Linked DNA regions of Homo sapiens: regions 1 and 2 are each linked to region 3. The links are chromatin contacts, found by Hi-C in ENCODE. All regions are on one chromosome and are shown on one strand. The core of a region is the stretch at or near the end of the contact, and the rest is flanking DNA. Distances in the headings are between cores, read along the strand shown. Region 1 overlaps PLCL1 (phospholipase C like 1 (inactive)). Region 2 overlaps PLCL1 (phospholipase C like 1 (inactive)). Region 3 holds the start of LINC01923 (long intergenic non-protein coding RNA 1923).

Region 1 (4,511 bases), core at 1,011-3,510, 370 kb before region 3:
CACAATTTTTTAACTAATAATGTGAGTTTTTAAATAATAGACATAATTCTTAATGTAAACTTCTACTAAGACTACTTTACAATTTTTTTTAATATCTTAAAAAACAAGGGGCACTTCTTGCCATTTTGTGCTAACTTAGTCTTTATTGGTTGAACTAGTGCTAGGCAAGGAAGGAATTAGCTATAGGGAGCAGGGAAGACAGATCTAAACAGTTCTGCACTTATGAGCATATTAGTGAATAATAGAGATGCTCCTTATGGAACCCAGGCATGAAAACCATCCTTGGACCTGTCACATCTTGGAATTATGTGCTGGACTCTTGTATTGGTTCGTTGACTTTAGTTGTAGTTTAGGAAGTGATAGCCAGAAACTTGAACTCTTGCTTCTAGCTTTTAGACCTTCTACTTAAGACAGAAGAACTATGTATTTCACCTCGTCTAACTTCTAGTATTTCAGATAATTTCTTCTCAGATACTTTTTTTTGGCTCAACCTATGCTTAATATTTTTAGCTAATGCTCACTCTGTCATCATTAAAGTGGTTTGCAGAAGAATATATGGCCTACGCAGAAGAATATATGGTCTATGCAAATAACTTCTCACTGTACATTCTCTATACAGACCTATACAAATATTTTCATAAAACTTCTGAGCTGGAGGTGGAACTATTACAAAGTGTTGTGGTTGAAAAAGGTTGATGGATTGAGGTTATTCCTCAAGACCTCTTTCCACCACAAAACTGAATATCCTAATTAGAGAATCCATTAGAAGGAACTTGACCAAGTCTGTGGCTTAATTTATGCCTCAAAGTGAAGTGATTAATATTATTCAATGCATGCATAGGACCAGAAATTCTTATTTGAATAAGTTATTCAACTTATAGGGTAATTAAAAACTGAAAGTAAACTGTCATTTCACTGCTATATTCCTATATATTAAATTAAACTTTAAACATTATTTAAGGATTCAATGTAATATATTTAGCTTTTTTTTTTAAAAGCAAGTCTGGAAGCTGGGCCAATTTCTACAAATGTTCTGCTCAGTAGCTAGCCTTTTGTGGAAACTCAATAGATCTTAAACACTTGGTTCATTTAAATTACTCTTCTTTTTGCTTTCAGGAAAGATTGAGAAGAGTTACAGGGAAGTTTAGTGGATTAGTCATTCAGTTCCTTGATGGATCACTTGCATGTGCCAATGCCAGGGAACATTTAACTGATTAAAACATTCTGAATGAATTTGTCATTTGGGGGTACTCTTTGAATGAATATCTTTATTGCATTGACTGTGTCCTACTGATATGACTTAGGCTTACTTCCAACATTAATTCTAAAGAGGCTCTGGCTAACTTATCTGTAGAATGTGTGTCCAAGTCAAGTTCGTGATGTATTTGGTTAAAAAAAACTTTGTGGCTCTTGAAAGAAATACAAAGATTTAGTAGTCAGTATTGTTTATAAAGTCTAGGGTGGTCATATTTAAATAATAAATCTAAGAATTAGATGAGTACTGTTACACATTTTTGTTAATAAATCTTAAATACTGGAAAGAATAGACTTAAGAAAAATATTCCAACATTGAAAACCTAAGTATCTAAACATATTTCAGTCTCATATGCCAAAAAATATGAAATTATAGCATTTTTGGTCAGGATAAACGCCTCCTGCATCTTTTTGTATAAGAAGTATTTTGAATGAAAATAGACTTGCCATGTCAGACTATTTGAAATTTAAGTTCTGTTTTCAATTTTAGGTTCTTAAAAAGGTCCAACTTAGCCAATGAACATAAAAGTGCTTACTGCTAATTTAGCTGCTGCTGCAGAACATGAAAGGAAATCATGAGGCCATTAACACATCTAGAAATAGTCATTTTCTAGCTTTCGGTTCCTAAGATAGCTTAGTGAAAATAAAATATTCAGACAAGGCAGGGTAGGGAGGTGAGTTTTTAAAGGATTTTCTTTTTAAACTTTCCTTCCTTCCACCCTCGCTCCCTCACTTCCACCCTCCTTTATTTCTCCTTCTTTATGTGTGTTAACTTAGAACTTCACTTCAAGATTTTCCGAGTGCTAAGTGATAGGGGCAGTGAGATATACGCTTTATCTCCCTGCATAGGCAATGAGTAAAAAAGATGTGAAATTATGGCAAATTCACCAGCAGATTTCAAAGGTGAAAATGCCCTTCTTGTACCAGGGTTAATATGATCTCCAGCCATCCATTCACAGATCATGCTCACTCTGTTGATGGCAAAGGAAAGTTCTCTTTGAGGCCTTGAAATGGAAACTGCACATCGTGCCTGGAAAGTCCCTCCAGGCTAGTGTTCAAGAAGTCTTTCTTTCACACTTCAGTTTCTTCATTGCATTATATTTACTGACTGCCTACCCTATGTTAGACCCTGTGTTAGGTCCTGCAGTCCTGTTCACAAGGATATTATAGTCTTGAGGGGAAGGCAGACATTCATTAAAGACTCACCTCAGTGTTGACGGGCAGACTGCAATAAAAAAGTATGCGGCACTGTGAATGTGTAACAGGTGTGGGCGGTGGTCAGGGAAGGCTGAGACTGGTTAACTGGGCAGAGGCAAAGGGTTGCAGGCAACTCGCCTGAGGTGGAGAGGCAAGGCTGGTGACAGGGGCAGGGAGGCCGTGGACAGCCGATATCACAAAAGGCGGTGCTGAAAGATGCAAGGGGACTGAGGACTTCTTTTTAGCTGAGCAAACAGTGCACATTTCTTCCACTCAGACTTTTCCTTTTCTAATTAAAAAAATGGGGACATCCACATCTTGATAACACAGTTAATGTGTGAATATAATAACTGCTTAATAAATCCTTGTTGAAATAGGAATGCTGATTAAGGCACTTAGGCCAGCAGCTGAAGGAGGCTTAATATATTCAGAGATGATTCCTAGGTATCTAGAAAAGGATATTTTAAGCTAAGAGAAAAGAGGGACAGTTCACCAGTTTCTTCCCTTCTAGGGAAACAACATAAAAGGACTGGAGTTGTTAAAAGACAGGGTGAGAAGTCTGTTGACATAAAACATGAGAAAATGAAGTTTGTGATGTTTTGATGCAGAAGTAAGTTATCATTATTGTTGAGTGATAATGGCATTAATTTTCTGAAGATGGGCAGCTCCTTTCATCCCATTTAATGTGTATGTGTGTGGGCATGTGTGCTTGCATACCTAAGGCTAAATTAATTTTTGGTACAATAGGGTAGGGTTGCTAGATTTGGTAAATGGAAATACAAGGCATCAAGATAAATTTGAATTTCAGGTAAAGGAAGTATAACTTTTGGAGTATATATATATGTCCCAAATGCCCTACCAGAGTGGAATTTTCCTCTTAAGAACTCTGGAGGCGTGTTGCCTCATTTCCCCCATGTTTTTAGTCATTGCATGTATAATGTTTATATTTATGTTTATTCGCAGTTTATTTTTGCCACATATATTTTTAGAATCTAAATTTTCCCAATAGTCTGGAACCTTTGGTGGGTGTACATAATGTGATGAAGGATTCTCTTCCTGGAGAGGCTGCTGATATATAGCCAAGATTCTGTCTTTGTGCTCTGGGCTTCTGTCTCTGTAGTGTTAATATTTCAAGAATGAGACTAGAGCATTTTTCTTACTTTAGTGCCCTTTGGAGCAACAGAAAGCTGCCTTTGCTGCAAAGGACCCTGTGGAATGATTGTTGATCTGCCTTCTAGAAACTGAGCTGTGCCCAAAACCTTTTACCAGTTTCTAAAGGCACCTGCTTTCATTTTCCTAGGAAGGTTCTTTAGGTGAGCGATAGTCACCCCTATATCTCTGCAATACCAAGTGAGCAGCTTGTTGTGTGTAGATACCATGAAATAGAAACAGATTCATGAAGATAAGATTAGAAGGTAATCTTTAGATTACAGAAACAGATTCATGAAAATAAGGATTAGAAGTTGTGAATGAAAACAACTGTTGCTTTGGATGGCTGGATTTAAAAATGTTCCTCAATATTGATGATGTGGTATTTTAATTAAAAAATAGGATCAGATCATGACACATAGAAGAAGCTATAATATGCACAATGATCTGCTTTTCCAGGAAATGAGTATCTTTGGGGATCAGCATTGAGCTCACTACACATGATAAAAAATAAAACTCATTGGAAATCTAGAAATTGGCAACTAAAAATTGAGTCAAAATGTGTTTTAACCACCCCACCCCCCTCTTGTTTGTTTTTATTCACTTCTGATAACCTACTGGCTGTTTAGTTATATTTTATGGTTGTTTTGGCTATCACAAACTCATACAGAATAGCTGGAATTATCAGTCTCAACAGGGACCATGAAGACATATGTGTGTAATTCAGTACATATATTAAAAAATAGCTAATTTACAATATTACAGGCACAAGGGAGCCCACTGATGTGAAGTTTCAGTGAAACAGTGTAAAGAAATGATGTTAGTTAAATATCACTATTTCTCAAAGTAAAGGATGTCATTGTATTAGTAGAATGTTAACCCTCTCTTTTATGGGTCAGTTACATCAACTT
Region 2 (4,239 bases), core at 453-2,952, 490 kb before region 3:
TTGTAAAATCGCCCTCAAAAAACTTTTAACACATGCACTCCCCACTGATGGTATATGAGAGTAACTTTTTCCTATACCATGGTCAATTCGGTATATGAAAAATTTTGATCTTATTTTAAAATATTGTTGATTTGTATAAATTTCAGAGGTACAAGCACAGTTATGTTACATGAATATATTGGTAATCGTGAAATCTGGGCTTTTAGTGTAGCCATCACCCATACTTTGTACCCATTAAGTAATTTCTCATGCCTCATTCCCTCCCACCATTCCGAGTCTCCAGTGTCTATTATTTCATACTCTATGTACAAGCACATGAACAATTTAAAAAGTTTTGTTAATAAGATAGGGAAAAGGCCTGGCTCAGTTGCTCATGCCTGTAATTCCAGCACTTTGGGAGGCTGAGGATCACTTGAGCTCAGGAGTTCGAGACCAGCCTGGGCAACATAGTGAGACCCTGTCTCTACCAAAAATTAAGTGCGGTGGTGTGTGGCTCTGGTCCCAGGTACTTGGGAGGCTGAAGTAGGGGGATTGTTTGAGCCTGGAAGGTTGAAGCTGCAGTGAGCTGTGATTGTGCCACTGGACTCTAGCCTGGGCGACAGTGAGACACTGTCTGAAAAAAAAAAAGGAAAAAATCTTATTTTTACTAGCGGTCATTTAATTGAGATTGAGCATTTTCCCCCCAAGTGTTTCAAAGCTATTAGCAATAATTTTTTTTGTGTGTAAACTCTCTGGTTGTATTTCTCACCTAACTTCATTGAATTGTTGGTCTTTTTCTTTTCTTTTTTTTAATTTGTAAAGATTCCTCATATGTTAAAGATAGGTAATTAACCCTTTCTGCCATATGTGTTTCAAATATTTGTTCCCAGTTAATTGTTATGGTGTTTATGAGCAACCGTCTACATTAAATTAGGTGAAAGTGGGCTTCATTAGAAACATTAAGGGCTTATGAACTGGCAGAACAGCATGGAGAGAGAGCAAGAAATTGAGAGAAAAGGTCAGAGGTTGAGTCATGGAGCTGGGGCTTTCTAGCTTTATGATCCTGGACAATCACTTAATGTCAGGAGACCTCAGTTTCCTCAACTATAGAGTGAGGATAATTACAATACTTCCTCATAGAGTCATAAAGATTTAGTGACATCATGCATGTTAAAGTGCTCTATACATAAGACTAAGTGAATATTAGTTTTTATTACTGAACTATCTTGCATATTGGAATACAATACTTCAGGAAATAGAAATTTCTGTCTTCAATTATTTTTTGAAAGACAAAACTAATTTTTATATTTCAGATGTTTTTCTGCTGTTAGCATATCTCATGATTCCTGCTGATTCCATAATTAAGGAAGACAAATTTCTTTCTAATATTGGAATTAGAAATAAAAGATATGATTATTAAATGCTAATGAGTAATAAAGGATTATATGATACTAGTATTGAAAAGTAAATTAATTATATTAAAATGATAAGGCTAAATCTTATTTCCTTTTTCAAAATGTCAGTGGAAAAATTTGCTAAAATGCAGTTCTTTTATTTGCAGTTTTTTTAGATCATAAAAATAGAATGTTTTCAGTTTTGTATATGTGTAAAGTGAATGTGTAGAATTAGAGCTTTAAAAATTTTTGATCTGGAAACAACCTAGACATCATCTAGCCCCGGGCTTGTTTTTACAGATGAGGAAGTGAGAAATTCCGAGAAGCATAGTGACTAGTGAGTCATGTGGCCATTGCAGAACAAAAGGGAAGAAATTTTCTGTCTCCTGTCTCCCAGTGTAGGGCCCCTTTCACTGTCCTATGTCATTTGGATGCATAGGTTGCATTTCTGCTACATGTTTGGGGTTTATGACACTAGCTATACTCCTTAAACTTGTTAAATGAACAGCCATGGTTTTCTAGCCTAGAGGGAAATAAGTTGTACTCAAACTCTGCTCTTTTGGAGATATGATTTTGAGCTGCTTTAACCAAAAAAAAACAGGCTTTAAAAGCTCTTCCTATACTTCTGCTTACACTGAGTTTTAATATTCTGTCAAACATTTTAAACTTTTTTCTCCGATTTACTTCAGGTTTTCATAGAGTAAGGACATTTTAGAAGAACCCAAGAAGCAAATATGTTCAAGTTTTTAGGCTACACCAACACACATTTTTTCTGTTGATATTCAAGCATAATATATATTTAAAGCATTCAAAGTTGATCCAAACTATAATAAAATCCTAGCATGGCTAGCAAATTTATTTCAGTTTTTTTTTCTTGCAAATCTTAGTTTTGTTTGTGTTTTAGGCTAAATGTTAAAATTAAGGAAATAAATACCAATAAATTGACATGTTCTTCCTGTGGTTGGTGTGATTTTAATTTTAATTTATTTTTCTTTAAGCTATCTTGAGTTCATGTAAAATATTAATTGAAATGAAAGTTGCTTGTAGGTTTCTTATATAGTATAAGAAAAAAGACTAGAGATATCCCTCCACCTCCCCATTCATCTTTCTTATAGCAGAAGCAGTGCCCCAATTTGGTGATAGTAAGAGAAGGTCATTGACATCAGCTTGCATACGCAGCTTTGGTATCATGCTAAATAGAATAAGACAGTATTTAATAAATTCATCTTGGACAGTGAACACTTTGAAAGGTGAGAGAAGAGCCAACAGGGAAGGTGAAATGAGTTTGGAAGCTGATTTTCACAACTGAAAAAATTGACAACAGATAGTTTCTTTATGCTGAAACTAATTGGTATTGTCAAAATTGAGCTATATCATTTCCACTGGAAGCCACAGTTCTTATTAGAAAAGTGTTATGAGATAAGATATTTAAGGCTATTTAAATATTCGTATGAATCCCAGACAGTAGGAGGAACAGTTGTGAGAGCCAGTTGCTAAGGACAACCCATTTCCTACTTTCTTCTTCTCCCTCTTAGCAGCAACACCAACCTTTGGATCACTGCCAACCTTTGGAAATCCCTGTCCTTGGAAGGAGAATAAATGAAGCCATCATTTACTGTAACAGCATTTATTCCCTAAGCATTTAAAATGGGAAAAGCTTTAAAATGTAAAAAAGATATACATGCTTATTATACAAAATTCAAATTAAGAAATAAAGAAGAGAATAAATGTTATTCATAAACCTACCACCCAGAGATAACCACCGTTAACATTTTGGTGTATATTCTCCAGGATCATTATAGACTTATGCTGCAATTGGCTTTTTTATTTTTTTGCTATATATATATATATATATACACACACACATATACGTATATATGCATATGTACGTATATATGTATACGTATGTATATATACATATATACACATATATATGTATATATGTATATATATATTTGCTATATATGTGTATATATACATATATGCATATATATATGCACGCATATATATGTGTATATATACATATATGCATATATATATGCACGCATATATATGTGTATCTATATATCCTGGGTATCCTTCCAATCAATAAATAATCAATGTCATTTTTAATGAATGCATATTCCACTGGATGGTTGTACTGTAATTAATTTAGGTAGATTCCAAAGGATAGAGTTTTAGGTTGCTTCAAAAGTTTTTTTTTTTTACTTAGTATAAGTAATGCTATAGTAAATCAGCAACTATTGAACACCTACTCTGTCAAGGATGTGCTAGGTGTTGGAGATACAGAGATACATAGCATGCATCTCCTACATTTAGGTACTGAAAGAGGAAACAGGCATGGAAACATGTAATTGCAATACTGTGTGAGGTGGACAACAACAGAGCCACATATAGGCCCATGTTCACACTAAGGATGGAGTGACCCCTTCTGTGTGGTTACACTGAGAAATTTGACCAAGGATGAGACAGTCTTAAAGCATAAGCAGTTGTTTCCCAAGAATCACCTGGGAGAGTGATTAAGATTGCTCCATCCCAGTTCTGTCTCCCAGAGAGCATGATTCAGAAGGTCAAGGGTGGGGCCTCAGGTGGTCCTGTTGTTGCAGGTGACCTGCTCTTGACACTTTGAGAAACAGACATTGGGCGTGTGAAGGGGCTAAGGTGGAATTGGAAAGGGGATTATTGCCAGATACTGGAGGAGCTTGACTGTCATACTGAGGGCTTTAGATTTTTTTTTTTTTTTTGATAGGTGAAGTCATTGAAGGTTTTGAATGTCATGATTAGAACTGTGTTTGAGATAAGCTAATCTGACAGGGAGAGTATTATGGAAATGTTTTCCCAGCTTCTTGTGCAGAGGTAATACATT
Region 3 (4,675 bases), core at 1,805-4,304:
GGACTGACTCAAACGAAACTGATAAAGTGAAAGTGTGTGAAGGCTATGCCTGGTGAGATCGGCCCATGGTTACACCAGATACAATAATAGGACACAGGCGAAGCTCCCTTCTGCCTCATGTTGCACTGAGAGTCCAAGAAAGTTTGGCAAGTAGACCCTGAAGTCCTGTCCAGATAATCCAAAATCATCACCCATGGAGCTTAATTCTGAATTTCCGCCCCAGACGAAACTCCGATTAAATTCAATGAGTGTTTCTCATTTTAGAAAGTTGTGCATGTGCATGCCATATTCTTTTCTTAGATAAAAACATACCCACAGCTCCTTCCATACAAAACGAAACCAAACACATTTAGAACACATGTAAGCCATTTCTCTATGGGAAAGGCCATTTGTGGTTAACACAGAAAGTATTTATGGTTTCACTGTTAATTGTGGTTTCTTTGTATTAGCCAAAAAAGGTAGCGTTTTTCATGTTAGAAACAGTATGAAAGCAATAGCCTTTCTAAAAAATATCCGCATTTTCTGGGGCATAAGGAAGTAACTGAATTTATGATATCTTCTAAACACCAAAGGAGTATATGCAACATAAAATTGTGTTTTCAATTTGAATAAAAGTTTATTCAAAATTATCTTAATTGTACTTTTGTACATTTCCACAAGATAAGACCATATAATCAACATTGTATATTTAAGGCATTTGATTTTTTATTTGTATTTGTTATCTAGGAATAATAACATTTATTTCTGAATCAATGCTATTCTTGTAAATTATTTCCTTTCTTCTGAAAATTGTTAATTTTACAACGTGCATGTTTATAAACGTGGATTCATTTACCTAAATCAGTTGGCTGACCTGCCTAATCCCTTCCCTCTGTCTTCCTCTTTCTCTCTTCCTTCTTTCTTCTCCCCTACTCTCCTCTCCCCTCCCCTCTCCTCCCCTTCCCCTTCATTCCTTCCAAAATGCAATACTGCATTTTGGCAAGGATTCTATAATGAGAGTGAGTGCATTCAAGAGGTTAATTACATGTAAAAACAGTCAGTTTCATTAATTCGAATGTACTATACATTTTTGGGGCCTATATGTTAATATTTTTTAACAGACATTTCCACAAGTGCTGCATTTTAACATCTGAATGCATCATGTATATATTATTAGAAGAGGGAAAGAAGAGACAATTGTGATTATTAGGTCAATAACCAGAACACTTAGGAAGATTAATATAGCAAGCAGTTTTTTGTAAGTACATTGGCTTTTATTACCTACAGGAAAGAATATATTTTCTAATTTCATTATTATGCAATTTAAAAAATTTTAGAAGAAGCAATATATAAATATTTGATTATATCTTATTAAATTCCATAAGAAAAAGAAGCCATCAAAACATGACCCTAATTGTCTCTTTCTGAGTGTGAAAAACATTCTTTATGAAAATGCTTGGAAGTGTAATTTATCAATTTAATCACATACATTTATGTATATCTCCTGAGTGTATGTGAAATTGAGTCTAAATGAACATTTTATGATGTTAAACGCATTTTTCCAAAGATCTACATTTATTCAAAGATCATGTAAAAGGCTGTTAATTTGGATAAATACTATTCTGTCCATTGCTAAGTATTTATAAAATTCTGAGTTTAACTTAAAGACATCAAACATATTGGTACATTTAAATTGCACCAGTATTCGTTTCTAAAAATCTTTAATAAAAAATGTAAAGGTTTTGAATTATATTTTGTCTCCTTTCTCTTACAAATGGAAAATTAAACTGGAATATATTGTTATGTATGAAATTTATTAACTATGATGAGGTTATATACTATATAACTTTCTGCCTCTCAAATATTATTGTAATATATTTTATATAGTGTGTAATATTGAATCTTAGTGTAGTAATATATTTTGACATTTATAGATTTATATATTTTTAAATCTATTCATAAACATAGGATATGTTTTTCATGTCTTTTTGTGATTTTTAGTTTGAAAAACATAAACATTTTAAGCGATAACATTCATAGAAGGCAAATACTTCTCTGTGGAGTCTTTACAAAAAGGAATAAAACCTCAAACTAGAATTCATTTAACTTCATTTTAATAGATATGTTACGTTTTATTTTTGTTGCCGACATCTGAAGTAAATAATTTCTGAATCCAGGTAGTTGTTTTTGCACAGCAGAATAAAATATCTTTTTTACTATTTTACTATTTTCATTTGTATTCAAATATTGATATGAAGTAACCAAAGAACAAAACAGACTTTACTAATACATTCTTCAGTTGCGGGCAATCGGTGGTGAGAGTCAAAAAGAAGAAAAGTCCAAACAAAGGTTTTTCATTTCTTGCTGTTTACAAATATGTAAAAACAAGAATTCATAGTGTCCATATATTTCCTAGCCTTTAGTGTCACATTTTGTTCAGCAAAGGTTTCTTACCTTTTTTCATTGATGCCTTATTGAGAATCCTGAAATACTGCTGCTCAGTTCTTTCCTCTTCATCTGCTTGCATTGTGCATATCAGTCTGTAGGGGGCACTCCTCAGCTACCACAAAGACTTGTGATAAGTCCTTTCTGTGGTCTGAAATGTATTTAATACTCATTATTTTATCAAGGCACTTAGTTTAAAGAGAATTCATAGTTTATCTTTAAAGCATATATAGCCATAATTGAGGAAAAAAACCCTCAGTTTCAAGATGGGCATTTGGATTTCCGAGGATGTTAATAAAAATTTACAAAACTGCATTGAACTTTGGTAAATTAGTACTTTTCAGAGCTTCCTTCTTTCTATTCTTTTCTTGGAGCTCAGGGTGGATTTTATAATACCCAGACTTTTATTACTATACCTCGAGTCTTGTTGTCTCTTTGCCTTGAGGGCTCCCAGAGAGCAGAATGTAGAGTGATCATGATTTACATGTGGGAAGAGGAACCACAGAGTTTTTACATAGAATTACATGCCCTACACTGGAGCTTATAAACAGCTTATCTTTAACGGGAGTGAAATATTGAATTTAAGATTGTGTGTGGCCTTCTCTACTCCCTTTCCTCCCTTTCTCCTCCCATCTCCAACAGAATCTACTTGGGTGGCAATTCTAAGAACCCCTTCCATAATAATGACGTGGTCCTCTCACATGGCTGTATCTTCCAGGTTCACATCAGCTGTGGGTGCAGCTGCTTTGGCTTATTATAGATTTCCATAGTTACCTCTCAGAGAGACCAGCAGCATTAACTGGTCCAACACGTTGGGGGTTGACTTTCCACATTCAGCCTCTTACTTGCCTCCGTGCCAGTGCTTCTGCGTCCTGCTGTTACCATGGTTGTACTCTACTCACCCTCTTTGAGACCAGCCCCTCCTCTTGATCAGAGAGCCCCTCACTCCTCTGGAGCCTGACACTGGATGCCACTTCAGCAGTTGCTTCGTCCTTTTCCTTATCATCAAACGTTCCCTTTCTCTGCTGTAATTTCTCCTATCTCTCTTCACCCCACTTCTCCTGCAGCCTCTCCATTTCTCAATTCATTTTATTTTTTATTTAATTTTATTTTTTTTGAGACTGGCTCTCACTATGTTGTCTGGGTTGGTCTTGAACTCCTGGGCTCAAGGGATCCTCCCACCTCAGTCTCCCGAGTAGCTGGGACTACAGGCATGCCCCACCGCACCTGGCCATTTTTCAGTCCATTTTAGAGCAGAACCTCTCAAAGGGCTGTCTGTATCTGATGTCCTAGGCTTTCCACCCCTCCTTCTTTCCTTTCCTGCTCCACTGATGCTCTGTTCCTAAAATCAAGGACCTCCATGATGCTAAACCTAATGGTCAGTCCTCAGCCCTCATCTTTTACTTTATTTTTTTTATTGCTGCCTCCTATACAGTGACTCAGCCCTCATCTTGATTGACATAGAAGCAGCATTTTATTTTTCCCCATAGGGGATCACTCACTCCTCTTTAAATGATTTCTTTCACATGGCTCTGGTTGTCTTCCTCCCTCACCAGCAGCTCTTATTCCACTCCTTTGCTAGCTGTGTCTCATCTTCTTTTAAAAAGCTTAAAAAATATATATTTTTTTAAATGAAGATGGGATCTTGCTGTGTTGCCTAGGCTGGTCTGGAACTCCTGGACTCAAGCAATCCTCCCAGCTTGGCCTCCCAAGGTATTGGGATTACAGGTGTGAGCCACCACACCCAGCCTGTATCTCATCTTCTTGAACCCAGGGAAGCTCAGGTGTCTCTCTCTACACTCGCTTTCTAGGTTAATCTCATCTCTCAGGCTTTACATACTGTCTATATTCTGAAAAATCCCAATTTTTTCTTTCCAGCCAGGACTACTTCCCTCAACTCCTGGCATGTGTATTTAACTTCTTTTTCACTGGACATTGCTGTTTGGATGTCCAACGGGCTTCTCAAACTGATCTCCATCCTAATCTCACAAAACAGGCCACTTCTTAACAGTCCTTCCTGTCTTAGAAAAGGGAATTTTCTCAGGATAAAACCTCAGTTTTAAGACAGTAATCCAAGCCGCTGTCATCATTTCCTGTGTCCATTTCTCCTCACTCCAATACACCGACATCAAATCCATAGAGGTTAAATATCAGTTCATTTCAGTCCCTTTCTCAAAACCCACCAGTGGCTCTCTACGGAACAGAGTGACGGCCACAGTGCTGTTAATGACACCAGGGCTCTACTGGATCT

The links. A loop is a pair of places that touch in the nucleus more often than their neighbours do. Pooled maps may share reads with other maps.
Region 1: a loop to region 3 is called in a pooled map, with 13 times the contacts of the local background. The contact joins the enhancer-like site here to the promoter of LINC01923 in region 3. A Hi-C loop is called at or near these places in 2 of 37 single-sample maps with no recorded cell type and 4 of 50 pooled maps.
Region 2: a loop to region 3 is called in a map with no recorded cell type, with 15 times the contacts of the local background. The contact joins the enhancer-like site here to the promoter of LINC01923 in region 3. A Hi-C loop is called at or near these places in 2 of 37 single-sample maps with no recorded cell type and 4 of 50 pooled maps.

What each region holds. Positions count from the first base shown.
Region 1 is chr2:198,003,156-198,007,666 of GRCh38, forward strand. The region is part of intron 1 of PLCL1 (phospholipase C like 1 (inactive)); the gene reads left to right. Among named protein-coding and RNA genes, the nearest start is that of PLCL1, 200 kb to the left of the region's middle. RefSeq lists an enhancer at 2,173-2,362. Within about 2 kb of position 2,261, at least 2 of the 41 ENCODE cell types and tissues checked have a DNase peak (open chromatin) inside an H3K27ac peak, as active enhancers do.
Region 2 is chr2:197,887,474-197,891,712 of GRCh38, forward strand. All of the region lies in intron 1 of PLCL1 (phospholipase C like 1 (inactive)), which reads left to right. Among named protein-coding and RNA genes, the nearest start is that of PLCL1, 85 kb to the left of the region's middle. RefSeq lists enhancers at 1,534-1,623, 1,884-1,933. Within about 2 kb of position 1,703, at least 2 of the 41 ENCODE cell types and tissues checked have a DNase peak (open chromatin) inside an H3K27ac peak, as active enhancers do.
Region 3 is chr2:198,372,043-198,376,717 of GRCh38, forward strand. LINC01923 (long intergenic non-protein coding RNA 1923) reads right to left here and starts at 3,055. Exons shown (of 3, transcript NR_110267.1): 1 at 2,841-3,055; 2 at 2,434-2,575.